2 separate regions of the Homo sapiens genome follow, and region 2 is linked to region 1. A link is an interaction called in ENCODE POLR2A ChIA-PET data of the cell type or tissue named here. Cell type or tissue: PC-9. All regions are shown on one strand. Links, peaks and the distances in the headings refer to the core of each region. The heading gives the core; the rest is flanking DNA.

The links. Peaks named below come from ENCODE experiments on the same cell type or tissue, not always from the same donor. Only the 100,000 strongest peaks of a DNase experiment are listed, where the experiment ranks them.
Region 2: POLR2A ChIA-PET joins it to region 1 with 6 read pairs; 2 of 35 experiments call an interaction of 5 or more read pairs at or near these places.

The regions. Positions count from the first base shown.
Region 1 is chr2:118,076,731-118,081,128 of GRCh38, reverse strand. All of the region lies in intron 1 of LOC107985940 (a long non-coding RNA gene), which reads left to right. Among named protein-coding and RNA genes, the nearest start is that of INSIG2, 9.5 kb to the left of the region's middle. In PC-9, for the core only: no CTCF peak of the experiment used is centred there; DNase peaks (open chromatin) are centred at 508, 1,608, 2,178 and 3,278; H3K4me3 peaks cover 1,781 bases; H3K27ac peaks cover 4,000 bases.
Region 2 is chr2:118,208,043-118,212,440 of GRCh38, reverse strand. LOC105373578 (a long non-coding RNA gene) reads left to right here. Exons shown (of 5, transcript XR_923249.3): 2 at 4,266-4,339. Among named protein-coding and RNA genes, the nearest start is that of THORLNC, 24 kb to the right of the region's middle. In PC-9, for the core only: no CTCF peak of the experiment used is centred there; DNase peaks (open chromatin) are centred at 1,830 and 2,500.

The DNA.
Region 1 (4,398 bases), core at 271-4,270:
AGAAGAAGACATTTACCCATTTTCAGGATTCCCTAATTCTCAAGATTCTTCATGATGATTGACAGGAGTTCTGTTTTATCCTAAAGTTCTTTTAGTGTCTGAGAAACGTAACTCATCTAGGTTGTGAGACTTACACACAGCTTCAGTAGCCAGTGCTTACTTATAGATTCCTCACCTACCTTATTTTTTAAAAACCAGTGTTAATGTTGCCCTTCTCTATGTGACAATTGTTCATCTGGAGAGAAAATAGGAATTAAAGCGGTTAGGGAGTTCTCCTTTCCTCCTGTTATCTGTTAACATTGTGAGTGTCTAGGACTACCAGGCTCCTTTGACCTTGGGAATATTTCTGTGTCACACATAAAAATGCGCCCTGTATGGCTCATCACATCAGTCCTGACCCAATTACACTGGTATTGTTTGTAGTGTGCAGTCATGAATGCTTGCACTCCACAGCCTAACCTGTTTCCAGCCTGACCTTAATACTTACTTTCATCTTTCATCCTTACTTCACTCCTTAGACCTGATACTTATCACACTTTGAATTTGTTCTTCGGTCTCCCAGGAGTAAATGCCTCACATCAGCAAATGTGTGCTTTTCTCTGCTCTGACATTCTCACCAGGTGTTTCAGTTATTCATTGCTTTGTATCAAACCAGGTAGCAGCTGTATCACCTCTTAAGTTACACATGGGCACTTCTGCCATACTGTGTTGGCCAACCAGTCACTGAGATTATCCCAGAGAGGAGAAAAGAGGAGATCTGGACTCCACCTTTCAGTGAGAGGAGAGTGAGAACATTTGCGGACAAGTTTTAAAGCCTCCACACTAGGATTAGCAGAGCCCAACAAACAGAGCCTAGGCTCCATGCAGTAAAGATATTTGTTACTTGTTCTCCCTTCTCCGTAGAAGTGTAGGCTTCCTTTTACTAACTTAGCATTCTTCATATAGCTCACTTACATTCTGGACATTAGCATCTAATATTCTTACAGGCTTATATTGCTACTTTATCTTTAAATGTGATTACTTGTCTATTTTCTGTTTAAATTCATCAGAGAACATCCTCTGAGCCCATATTAGTTTCTTAGGAGCTCCTCCATTGCTTCCACCCCACTGTATTGCCAAAACTTAAACTTTGAAAATATTTAATTTCTTTTCTTAGCACCCCTTTAAATGGATTCTACTAATCCTTTTCTTATTCTCTCTGTACAATCCACTTTTACACACTAGATATTCGCATCTTGTTAATGCTTGCCATCCCTTTCTTAGGCTGAAGAGGGTATAATGGAGTGGTTAAGAGTCAGACAGACCTGGGTTTTAATTCCTGCTCTCCCTTAATATCTGTTTAATCTTGAGAACATTATTTTACATCTTTGAACTTCAATTAATTTTATGTGATAATTGGAGATTATGAGGGGATTAAATGACAGTGGTATTGAGGAAATATAAATACATAGTAGGCACTCATTAAATGGTAGCTCTTACCAATATTCATCTCTTATCTTTTTAATTGACAACTGCAATAGTCTCCTCCATTCCGTGCTTCAGTTCCACCTAAAACATACCAAACACCCTGGCAGGTGATTTTGTAATGTCGTTTTCTTTGTGAGTTGTTGCATATGTTTCTGCCTGGTTTTTGGTTTTTTGTTTGTGTTTTAGACGGAGTCTCGCTCTGTCACCAGGCTGGAGTGCAGTGGTGCAATCTTGGCTCACTGCAACCTCTGACTCCCTGGTTCAAGCAATTCTCCTGCCTCGGCCTCCCAAGTAGCTAGAACTACAGGCACATGATACCACTCCTAGCTAATTTTTGTATTATTAGTAGAGATGGGATTTCACCATGTTGGCTAGGATGGTCTCGATCTCCTGACCTCATTATCTGCCCGCCTCGGCCTCCCAAAGTGCTGGGATTAAATGCGTGAGCCACTGTGCCTGGCCTTGCCTGGTTTTATCAACAATTTTAGTGAGTTCTACTAGGGTCAGATTCATCCACTCTTTCTTTTCTTTCGTAATCTTTCTAGCCCCTAGCTCAGCTCCGAGCTAAAATGTCTAGAGGTGCATCCTAGATTATATAACTGCCCCCACATTCAACAATTGAGTGTCAGAGCCGAGACTGACTGTTGCCCCAAATTCTCTCTGCAAATAGCTCTAAGACACCTTCCTACAGGGAAGCTAATGTAGAGGAATGTTGCTTGTCTGGAATGATTGCAGTGCTTGCAGGTGTATAATTAGTCACTAGTCAGTGTATAAATATGCTGTAAATTGCTTTATTTGTTAATGTGAAAAGCTCTGCAGAAATACAAGGTATTATAGGAACCAAGGCTGAACATGGGAGATAAGGTATTGTGGGAGAAGAACAAGTGAGTGAGGCATCAGTGTGTGTCATATGTCCCTCTGCTGGGATGAAGCTTATAGGTTCTCCCCGCCTCGTTTTCTAAGAACACCGACTCCCCTGGGTGAATAATTTAAAGGACAAATTACCACTCTTCTGGGTACCAAAGCCAGCCATAAGCTGAAATTAAATTAAATCATAAAGCCCTACAAGAAACTGAAGGAAGAGTCAGAAATGTAAAACCAAGGGAATCGAGAGCTAAGGATGAAATATGAGAGTCAGTGCGATGTCCTTGCCTTCCTGTGCTGATGAAGTAAAAAACTGAAAACCACCCTGGTACAGACCTAAAGGACCACGATCAAATATCCATTGTTAAGTACTTGGCAGTGGCTATTGCAATGATTTCAATTCCGATGGGGTATTGGAGGGAGGTAGGAGAGAGAACATTAGATCAACTTCAAGTCCTTGTACTTCAGCTAACTAGCTAGGTGACCTTGAGCCAGTTAGTACCCAATCTGGACCTTTGTTTCCTTCATCTCTCGGTTGAAATAAATGTAATCAGAGTTTGTGTTTCCATTTTTTTCCCCATATCAGCTCAGCGATCATAGTGAGCTAATAAAAACGCATATACAATTTGCCAATTAAAAATATAGAAAGCTCATTATCTCTTCTCAGAGCACAAGCCCTATTACCATAATGAAAAGTTCCCCTGTACTCCTTAGTAAGAGACCAGGAGATAGAAGGGCAACTGTGGAAATGGAAGACCATAACGTTTTGTTCTAAAACACTGTGTCCTCATAGTTTCCTCCAGAGGGAAACGAGTATATACCTGGTGGCTTAGAGGGGCGGGAATACCCTGTGTCCAGGAGGCAAGCAGTACTTTGAATGCCCAAGATTGGCTTCTGAGAAAGAAACTTGGCATGCTTATACTGCAAATCTAATGATCTAGTCACTCTACATCAATGGAATGAGAGAGAATTATGAAATCGTTTATTTAATCTCTACAAAGCAAGGACTTTGGTAAACAGTTTAGCAGCTGATCTGCTGCCAACGTGGAATGTAGGTTGGAAACCAAGTAAAAGTTGAAAACGGAGCAGATGTTGTTTTCTAGGATGCTATATCACCGAAAGGCCTGAAACACATCCTAGGTCTGGCATATTAAGCTTGACTCTATCAACATCACAGCTAAGCCTGACCAGCATTTACTACCATGACAGTATCACAAGAACAGCAAAACAAAATTCTAAAATTAAATGGTTCTTTCTCTTGCTAGAAAGCTGTGCTTGACTTCTTGGTGTACATGGATAAAGGCTACAATGAAGGAAACATTTTAGAAATACTCGCCTACCTGGTAGTCCACAGATCTTTAGATTTCATTGGCCAGCAAAATCTCAAAGGAAGAGAAAGAGAGAACAAGAGAGACCATCATATGGAAGACAAATTTGATGCCATCACTTCAAAATGAAAACATCTGGCTCACGCCTGTACTCCTAGCACTTCGGGAGGCCGAGGCAGGCAGATCACTTGAGGTCAGAGTTCAAAGCATCCTGACCAACATGGTGAAACCCCATCTTTACTAAAAATACAAAAATTAGCTGGGCATGGTGGCAGGCGCCTGTAATCCCAGCTACTTGGGAGGCTGAGGCAGGAGAATTGCTTGAATCCGGGAGGCGGAGGTTGCACTTTCACTCTACTGTCCTCCAGCCTGGGCGACAGAGAGACACCGTCTAAAAAAATAATAAGAAGAAAACAACTATTATCTACTACCACTATCATTTATAAAAGGATGTTTTAACACTAAAACAAGGAAGGACACTGTCTCAGAATAAGGGGTAGTCCTTTAATTGCTTTGATTTAGTTATTGGACATACTGACTACATTGCCCTTTAGTTTTGTTAGTAGTCATGGAGCAGTGAAAACTTCATCCTCAAGCAGAATAGTTCATCTGTGTGCATTTGGAAAGCCCTGCTCTTTGGAAGATCCTCTTAAATCTGGAAAGCCCCCTTCTCCAAAAATCCCAGTCTTAAATTCCCTCAGGGCCCAACTTTGAACCTCATTTTTACTTTGAAGGTTTT
Region 2 (4,398 bases), core at 159-4,158, 130 kb before region 1:
TGAGTATATTTCCTTGTATAGATTTGTACTGATTGCTGTATTATATATCCATAACTTATCACAGTCTACTAGTGATAACATTTTACCAGTTTGGGTGAAATATAAAAATCTTACCTTCACTTAACCTCTATACCCTCCACCCATTTATAAAATAATTATCTTGAATATTTTTCCATGACATTTAGAACCACATCAGATAGTGTTACAATTTTTCTTCCATCATCAAACATAATTTGGAAAACTCAAGACAAAGAAAACCTATTGTATTTACCTCTATTTTTGCTTATCCTATTCTTTCTTCTTTCCTAATGTTCTGAGGTTCCTTCTTTTATCATGACCTTTCTGTTTGCAGCATTTCCTTTAGCTACTCTTTTAGGGTAGATCTGCTGGCAACAAGTTCACTTAGCTTTCCTTCATCTCGAATGTCTTGATTTCTTCTTGCAGCACATGAAAAATACCGTGCCACTTTCTTCTGGCCTTCAAGGTTTCTGATGAGAAATCTGTTGCCATTCTAATTGTTTTTTTCTTGGAAGCAAGGCATCTTTTTATTTTCTTTTTTTTATGGCTGCTTGCAAGATTTTTTCTTTGTTTTTAGTTTTTAGAAGCTTAATTATGACATACCTTGGTGTAGATTTCTTTGGTTTATCCTGTTGGAGATTTGCTCCACTTCTTGAATCTGTTGGTTTCTGTTTCTTGCCAAAGCTTGGAAATTTTTAGCCATTATTTTTTCAAGTACTTTTTCAGCCTCACCCTTTTTTTCTTCCTTCAAGATTTTAGTAACACAACATTAGATCTTTTGTTACAGTTCATGGTCTCTGAGCCTCTATTCTTTTTTTTTCAGTCTATTTTCTTTCTGCTGCTTAAATTTGGTAAAATTGCAATTGTTCTTTCTTTGACTTCACTGATTCTTTCCTTTGTTTCCTCCATTCTGCTGTGGAGCTCATCCACTGAGCTTCTTATTCTGGTTATTGTATTTTTCAGTTCTAAAACTCTCATTTGGTTCTTCTTCATATCCTCTATTCCTTTGCTGAGATCTCCTGTTTCTTTTCTGAGGCTTGCTATTTTTAAATTGGCTTCCAGGGTGTTCATAATTGCTCATGGAAGCATTTTTATGAAGACTACTTTAAAATGCTTGTCAAATTATTCTTACATCTCTGCCATTTCTGTGTTCACCTCTATTGATGGTCTTTTCATTAGTTTGAGACCTACCTGGTTCTTGGTATGACAAGTGATCTTTGTTTGAAACCTGCATATTTTTATATCGTTAAGAACCTCTAGATCTTATTTAAGTCTTCTATTATAGTTAGCTTTGTCTGACATCACTCCAGCAGGAAGAGGAGAGATACTACTTCATTATTTTCCGTGATGGTAGAAGTCCAAGCTCCCCACTCAGCCACTCCCCATGGAAGGAATCTCATCCTTACTGCTGGGCAGGGTGAGTTTTTGCTCCCCACTAACATCGTGATGTTGGGGTGCAAGGAGAACTTGATATCAGGCAGAGCTGAGAGTCTTGGCTCCCTATTTGGCCTTCTCTAACACTGCTCCTGTGTGTGGGTGTTGAAGCACCTCATGACAGGCTTTGCTAGCATGTGTAGGACTGGTCCACAGTTTATCCTGTGGCGTTTGGCCAGAGTGTAATAATTATCGTGTAAATATATTCTACCTTGCTAGGCTTCCCCTTTACTGAAACTTTACTAGAAAGCCTTTATTTATTTGTTTGTTTGTTTGTTTATTTATTTATTTTTCGGTCTGTGCCTCTTGGAGTTTCCAGGTTCTCAGCTTCTTCAGCTCTAACATTGGGATATATAAGGTTAGAACAACAACAACAACAGAGTAACCAGGAAACTCATCAGTGAGTCATTGTTTAGGTCCTGAAGCCTCTATCCAGTCTGCCTTTTTCTATCCATTTTTCAGTCTTCTTATACGTGTTTTATATATAATATTCAAGGTTTCTAGTTGTACTCAGAGGAAGGAATAAGGAAAATTTTATCTACTCCATCTCCCCAGAAGTGGGAGAGTCTGCAGTTCTTTTAAATGACATAAAATATAATTATTGATGTGGAATTTTTCTCGTAATATGTTGCTAAGTCAAGTTGTAAAACACTGTAATTATATCTTTACAGTAGAATGTGTATACAAAAGTCTAGAAAAGTGTCCGGAGTTGGTATCAGTGACTAACTTCCAGATATGGGGATCATAACTGATTTTTATTTTCTTTTCATCAGAATTTTCTGATTTTTGACTTGAAAAGCACTTGCATAATTTTAAAAAGCATTTAAAAGTATAAATGAAATGAAGTATTTATATATATTAGAAATAACTATAATATTAGCTACTGTTTATTGAGCAGCAGCTATTTTGGGTCAGATGAAATACTGAGTAGTTTATATGCACTATTTCATTTAATCTTCACAGAGGTAAGATAGGCTTTATGCACCCCATTTTACAGGTGGAGAGACAAGTCTGGCAAAGTTAAGTCACTTGACTATGTTTACAGAGTTAGTAAGAGCTGGGATACTAACTGAGCTTGCTGACTTCCTGCTACCTCCTAACAATCACTGACATATTTGTGGTGCTTTATAGTTTACAAAGCATGTTTCACACATGCTCACATTTAGTTCTCCTGATAACCTAGAGGTGAAGTTGAAGGGGACGCCAAAACCTGACCTCCAGAATTTGGTTTCCATCTAGACCTTCAGTGAGATTCAGATTGTCACAAAATGAGAGTGGACTAGATGAAGTCTCTCCAACTCATTGTATCCAACTTGCCCTCAGGGATACTCTCTGGAATCTTACCATCCACAAGGCTACCTACAGGGACCTAAACATCCTGTGTCCACAGAGCCTCCCATGAAGAGCAAAGAGCCAGTTCAGCAGATGGATAGAGAAAACACTCCCCAAGGGTCACTGGACAGCAGTGCTACCACAAGGGAGACAGGGGGCCTGGGTCCCCTCCCTACCCCTGAGTAGAAACACTTCACTCATAATCCAGATTCAGCTGTGAGCCCCTTGTTCTTTATTTCCTCCTACCTCAAGCTCCAGAGGGAGAAATTCTGCAGCATCTCTAGGAGGGAGAGACGGAGTAAGTAGGCAACATCTTTGGAAGTAGCCATGTTGGTCTTCCAAGGCCTCCCACTTTCTTTTTATTACCCAACCCCTATTATACTCAGGAAGTGTCCTCTCCCTACCCTTGTAACCTCCAGGGCCCAGGAAGGACTTCTTTCCCATCTAGAATTTGTTCACTCACACACCATTTGTTCTTCATACACGTTCTGTTTGGCTCACATGATACTAGTTGGTTTTTAGTTGGCCAGTTAGTTTGATGTGAAGTAATTGACATATAAAAATCAAAAAAGTTCATAGAATTCAGTGACTGGATTATCTCAAAAAGCTGGAAGATCTGGCACTAGGGGTCATGTGGCTTCATGGTGCCAAGGTACTAGAGCTGAGTGGCACCCACTCCGTCACTGAGGCCCATTCTCTCCAGTTTGCTACAGTCCCCACTGCTCTCTCTTATGAATAGTCACAGTTCACTGATTACCTAACAAAAGATACACTTTTGTGTACCCTGCTATCAATTAATTCCTCCTCTTTTCTCTGCCTCCATAAAACACTGTTTTCCTCTCAGATTTATCAAAGGTCTTCAAAAGGAAGCAATCTGATCAAACTTATTGCCACCACAGACACTTGCTATCGAAGTCTGCTCCCAGACCAGCAGCCTGGCATAACCCGGGAGGTTGCTATGAATGCAGACTCTCAGGCCCCACCCCAGACTTCCTGTATCAGAATGTGCACGTTAGCAAGACCCCCATTCATGTGCATGTCAGCATTTGAGAAGTGCTGTCCCATGCAGCTCTTTGACCCTTATCCCACCCAGGGGTATATGTGTGCTCAAAGAGAAAATTTATGACACTAATCAGTGAGATTTTAATGTGAATAAGTGAAGCTGAAGACATGTCATAGATTTTAAGGGAGATCTATTCAGATTCACTGACTTTACAGTCTACAAGAGACTCTGGCAACATGCTCATGATTGGTAGCCCAGCTCCTACTTTGTGGCTAAAAACTTGGAAGCTTGGAGAGGGGAGCTGTCTTGTCCAAACTCAAAACCTAGTAGTAGAGCTAAGAGGAAAGAGAGGGGAGGCTGCCTTGCAATGTTGTCAGAGGAAGAGAAACGACACTACTCCTAGATTACTGATCTCAGATTATTTGGGATGGTTTCCAAGAAACTGATATTTACTGTTGGTCCTGCTTTGTCTACATAGGTGGCTCTCAACTTGAGTGTGCAGCACAATCACGTGCAGAGCTTGGTCAGCTGATTGCTGGACACTACGCACAAGTATGTGGATGCCTTGGGCCTCAGGCCAAGCTGCTTCTGCCCCTCCCGTATACACCTAT